Linked DNA regions of Homo sapiens: region 1 is linked to region 2. A link is an interaction called in ENCODE POLR2A ChIA-PET data of the cell type or tissue named here. Cell type or tissue: OCI-LY7. All regions are shown on one strand. Links, peaks and the distances in the headings refer to the core of each region. The heading gives the core; the rest is flanking DNA.

The links. ChIA-PET counts read pairs that join two places held together with the same protein. Peaks named below come from ENCODE experiments on the same cell type or tissue, not always from the same donor. Only the 100,000 strongest peaks of a DNase experiment are listed, where the experiment ranks them.
Region 1: POLR2A ChIA-PET joins it to region 2 with 7 read pairs; 3 of 35 experiments call an interaction of 5 or more read pairs at or near these places.

The regions. Positions count from the first base shown.
Region 1 is chr20:51,126,920-51,129,836 of GRCh38, reverse strand. The region is part of intron 1 of LOC105372661 (a long non-coding RNA gene); the gene reads right to left. Among named protein-coding and RNA genes, the nearest start is that of KCNG1, 110 kb to the right of the region's middle. In OCI-LY7, for the core only: no CTCF peak of the experiment used is centred there; a DNase peak (open chromatin) is centred at 1,436.
Region 2 is chr20:50,919,894-50,922,810 of GRCh38, reverse strand. The region is part of intron 2 of ADNP (activity dependent neuroprotector homeobox); the gene reads left to right. Among named protein-coding and RNA genes, the nearest start is that of ADNP-AS1, 9.6 kb to the left of the region's middle. In OCI-LY7, for the core only: no CTCF peak of the experiment used is centred there; no DNase peak of the experiment used is centred there; H3K27ac peaks cover 1,139 bases.

The DNA.
Region 1 (2,917 bases), core at 271-2,770, 210 kb before region 2:
TCCTGGCACCCCTCACCAGTGTAGGAGAGGGCTTGTCTCTCCACCCTCTAGCCCACAGAGCTGTCATCTTTCTTAACCTTGGCCAATCTAAAAATTATAATAAAATGGCCAGGGAAAATTATAGTAAAATGACATCTTGTTTTCATGCACTTATCTTTTATTACCAGTGAGGCTAAATTTATTCCAATATCAGACAGTTTCAGTCCATCTTAGGCATATTACATCAATTACTATGGTGTCCCTAAGAGCACAAAATACCCCAGGGGGGGTTCAAACCAGCATAGATTTCAGAGGCATCTGCTCAACGGGTCTCAGCTAAGTGGTTAACGGTCCCCACAGGGTGCTGCCCAGCCACCAGGGCCTAAAATGTGCTCAGACTCCAGACATGGAACAAGACTGTCTGGTTAATAGCACATGTGGCCCAGCCACCCCAGTGTGGCATTTACAGCTCTCTGGTTTCTGTCAATGCTGCCCCTGCTAAACTACATGGCTGTCTAGTCTGCACTAAGTGCAAAGCTGGCTCCTGTGCGGGGCACCTCACCCACGCCCACAGGAAAGGCTGCCTTGATTTGAACCTCTCCTTGGGGCCTGCAGGGCGGGGTGCCTGTGTGTAAACACACGTGTGGCTTTTTGTTCTCCTTCCTGCCGATTATTTTAAAGCTAGGAGTTAAGTAAGATTCAGCTTGGTGATCAATTCACTCATGATGCTGCCTAACCTGTTGCTGTTTTATAAACTCAGGAAATTCTTCTCATTGATGGGTCTCAGTGTTGAGGGTGTGACAGGCCAGCCCCCTCCCACAATGCTGTGCATGCCTGGAGGAGGGGATGTGGCGTGGCAACCTCAGCTGTGTCCCGATGACCAGCATCCCTCCCCCTTTCTCAGGGGAACTGCACCTCTATTCTTCTTGCCCAAGTCCATCCACGACCCGCTTCCTATGCCCTACCACCAGCCTATGGAACAGGCGGAGTTCCAGACCCCGGTTCAAGTTCCCCACTGCCAGGTGCCAGATGAGTTATCTTCTCAGAGCCTCAGTTTGCTCATCAGTAAAATGTGGACAATAAGAATACCTACCTCCTAATGTGGTTGTGAAGGTAAAACAAGAGTACCTCCATTAACATCATCTTGGAAATGACAGCATGTAGAGCTGATTTCGTTTTTATTTTACAAATACTGATTGTATGGCCAGTTGGATTCCATTGTAATCATGCTTCAAATATAAGCGAGGCATAGGAAAACTTACAGAGAAATTATAATTATTGGATCTGGCTGCCCCCAGGACTTTCTGTGGCTTCGGGTATGGGCCCTGATGCAAGATACATGATCACTAATATTTGCTGACTTGAATTGAGCTAAGGTGGTCAAAGCCAGTGTTTATGAACCGCTGAGTTCCTTTCAGCTTGCAATAGCTCAGTGGTGCATGACTCAGTGGCTGCAGCACGTCTTTTATTCACTCATTCAGGAAGCACTGATGAGCTCAGATGTCAAGTCTTGCGCTGGGGAAGGCCCAAGAAGAGCAAAAAAGGGCACTGTTGTTGAGCTGTTTATCATCCAGAGGAGAACAAACACCCACATATACTACTGTCCAAAGCCAGTGGCCAGAACATATATGATGATACACTCTGACCTGCACCCTCTGCAGCAGTCAGCCCAAGATGGTCAGGATTTGGCCGATGACTGCCAGCTTCCCAAATCAACCCTTGGGTTCCCTTTCACAGTCCTCTCATAGCACATGCTTCCATAAAGGTATCACTGCTAATGGTGAGATCGCGAGGCAAATCCAGAGGAGATGCTCTAACCACTGAGCTGTGCTGCCTGGCCTGGGAGGAATGAAGAAAGAGAAGAAGGAAAATGAAAGGAGAGAAGAAGAAACCTAAGTCCTAAACACAGAGTGACACATTCTCTCCCACAAAGGTTATGAACAAGCCACATCTTCCTTACACTAAAATTAACTCATTCTAGCCTGTCAAGCTTCAGTGTGTTTGAATCACCTAGGAGGCTCGTTAAACACTTGGATCCTGGGACCAACCCTTAGAGGTCCTGAAACCGACAGTCTGGGCTTGGGCCTGGGAATCTGCAATTTTACCCTAAGTTCTCAAAGTCCTTGAACCTCAAAGCATGGTCTTCAAACAGCATCTTGGCTATCACCTCCGATAGTCGCTGCACCTGCCAATGCAAACTCCCAGGCCTGCCCTTCAACCTATTAAATCGGAATGTGTACTTAAAGGAGATCTCTAGGTGTTTTATGTGCACATTAAAGTTTGAGAAGCCCTGCTTTTGGTGATTCTCATTTAAGAAGTCCAAATACCACTTGGAGCTTAATAAATAATACTAACAATGAACTAGGCAGTATTTGGAGTGCTTAACGCGTAATAATTCATTTATGAGTCAAAAGAATTCTATGAGGTAGAGTCGTTTATTATCCCATTTTACAGATGAGGAAAATAAGGCACAGAAAGCTGAAGTAACTTGCCAAAGTCTCAAAGCTGGCACGTATGAAGGATGAGGTTGAAACCCAAGCTGACCAGCACCTGCCGCTCCCACTTGCCTGCTGAATTCACCTGGAAATTGACAAGCCCTGCATCATCCTGGCTGCCTTCCTGGGCCCTGACTTCTCAAACAAGGCGATCAGCAGCTCTTCAAAATCAACAAGAGCTGCACTGCTCTATTGTCCTGTGGCCGAATAACACATGCAAATTACATTGATTCTCTGGGAAGAAAATGGCTGTGTGGGTCTGGGCAAAGTTATTACATTTTCAAACTCAACCAGTTTAGAAAAAATAATTGTGCATACACAAAGACATGCTAGGGGCTCAAATGAGCCCTGCAATTAAATCAATTCATTGCCTCAAATCTGCACTGGATATTAGGTTGGTGCAAAAGTAATGGCAGGAAGAAAAGCTAGGGAAGAAACTTAAG
Region 2 (2,917 bases), core at 327-2,826:
AGGAGTTTGAGACCAGCCTGGCCATCGTGGTGAAACCCCATCTCTACTAAAAATACAAAAAAAATTAGCTGGGTTTAGTGGTGGGGGCCTATAATCCCAGCTACTCAGGAGGCTGAGGCTGGAGAATTGCTCAAACCCGGGAGGCAGAGGTTACAGTGAGGCGAGATTGCACCACTGCACTCCAGCCTGGGGGACAGAGTGAGATTCTGTCTTTAAAAAAAAAAAAAAAAAACGCAGGAGGACTGGGTTCAGAGAGCTTCCAGATAGTTGAACACACCTGGAGGGTGGCGCCCCCAGAGAGGGTATGGAAGCCCAGTGCCCTTACGCATTTCTTTATCTGTACTTTTTATAATAAACCGGTAAACATAAGTGTTTCCCCAAGTTTTGTGAGATGCTCCAGCAAATTAATAGAACTCAAGGAGGGGGTCTTGGGAACCCCAGCTTGAAGTGTCAGTCAGAAGTTCTGGAGGCCCAGACTTACAGTTGGAGTCTGAAGAAGGAGAGAGCAGTTTTGGGGACTGAGCCCCCATCTTGTGGAATATGACACTGTATCCAGGTAGACAGTGTCAGAACCAAATTAGAGGATACTCAGCTGGTGTCCGCTGCTTGGGAAAAAACCCTACACGTTTGGTCACAGAAGACAACTTCACGACTTCTGTGTGGTGTGAGGGCAGAGGAAAAACAAAGTTTGAGAGTTTTCCCCTAAAGCACCCCTTAAGGGCTACTTGTGAATTATTTCCCTTTTTCACATTGATCTTAAGCCAGATTGTCCACTTACAGCGACAGCAAGTGGCTGTATGCCTGTGGAGTTCTTATGTAGGCAGTGGAGTGCTAGAATCACTCTTTATGCTGTGTCCCTGCCTTGCTGCAATACCTGTTTAGAGTGAAGTAAACTGGGAAGTGCTCCTCACCTCACACTCTCCCTAAATCTAAATTGGTATATTATAAAGTATCCTCAGTCTGTTTTTCTTGTTTAAGTACCGAGGCATCTTCCCCCGCTTTCAAATACAATTTTAGGTGAACTCTTAAATTGATGAAGGGTCGGGGGGCCAGACCTCTGGCTGCCCAGCTTTCACCTTGTCCCTCAGGCATCATCTTCCCTCTGTTTGTATACATATCTTAAACTCTTAGAGGAGTTCAGCCTGAAAACAACTGGTTCTACTGGTGTACTGGAAATTCTGGTGGTCACTGCTAGAATTCTTGCCTGAAATCTGAATACGGAAAGTATCAGGATAAGCAGCAACACAGTAGCAGTTTTCCAGTTGTGGGCACCAGTCTTGTAGTCTGAAAATCTTCCTAAAAGACCAGTGACTCCACATATTTTTTAAAACTTAAGATACGCAAAATCTAGATGACACCTTTATGTTTCTACATAACTGTAAGTCACCTGGGTTTATTTAAGATAGTTGCAGATGTTCAGTTGCCTAAATATTTTAAGTGTCACTGAGCTTGTTAAGAATATGCAAACCTGAGTATGAATGGCTCACACAGATGTAAAATATTGTATAAAAACACTACTGTGCATGATGCATTGTAATGTGTACAGGAACAGATGTTGTTATGGCAACCACATCTGATTCTCAGTCATAATAGTTTGAGCTTTTTGGAGAGGTTATGCCCTGGTGTGAACTCAGAATTTTGAAAGTGATTATTTTAGTATCTCATCTGGTTTAAGGTGATAATGGTAACTGACTTAAGCATTAACTTGCATCATCTCATTTAATCCTTCTGCCATTAAAACAATGAGATAGTGTCCTTCTGCTTATGCCATAAGAAAACAGACCTCTAGAGGTTAAATAACATGTGTAGGATCACAAAGCTTGTAAGTGGCAGAGCAAGGATTTAAATACAGATCTGTCTAACTGTAGGGTGGACCACTGCATCTTTATTTTCTAGCAAAGAAAAGCTTTACTGTGCTATGTCACCCTACCTCTTGTTAAGGAGGTTTGAAGTTATAAGGTACAAATTTTTTACATATGGCTGATAGGTAAGTTTTTGTCCAGGAAAATAGTATTATTAGCACAAATTTTGACTTAGGCTATAAGCTTCACCTGTGAACCTTTTCTTTTCCCCTCGTTTTACTCTTACCCCAGTATCCTATTATCTCATACCTAAGGCAGTGATGGTTTCTCAGACCTCTTAGATTGAGAAGATGTGGCATGGGTGTAAGGTCCCTCAGGTAATTCTGAGGGTTGGGTAGGTCTGGTATCTACTCTTTTACTTAATTGACTTCCTCCAGGCTTTTTTTTTTTTTTTAATGGAGTCCAGGCTGGAGTGCAGTGGCGCGATCTCAACCTCTGCCTCCTGGGCGCAAGAAATTCTCCTGCCTCAGCCTCCCGAGTAGCTGGGATTACAGGCGCTGGCCACCACACCGAGCTCATGTTTGTATTTTTAGTAGAGATGGGTTTCACCATGTTGGTCAGGCTTGTCTCAAACTCCTGACCTCAAGTGATCTGTCTGCCTTGGCCTCCCAAAGTGCTGGGATTGCAGGCATGAGCCACTGCTTTCTTTTTCTTTCTTTCTTTCTTTTTTTTTTTTTTTTTTTTTTGGAGGTGGAATCTCGCTCTGTTGCCCAGGCTGGAGTGCAGTGACTGCAACCTCCGCCTCCCGGATTCAAGCAATTTTTCTGCCTCAGCGTCCTGAGTAGCTGGGATTACAGGCGCACACCACCACGCCCGGCTAATTTTTGTATTTTTAGTAGAGATGGGGTTTCACCATATTCGCCAGGCTGGTCTCGAGCTCCTGACTTCGTGATCTGCCCATCTTGGCCTCCCAAAGTGCTGGGATTTCAGGCATGAGCCACCACACCCGGCCTGGATTAATCCTCTTAAAGTGCCATTAGAATCATGTCCCTTCTGTACTTCGTTACCTGCAGCATCTCCTCGGTGCCTACCAGACATGGCAGCAGACTCCAGCT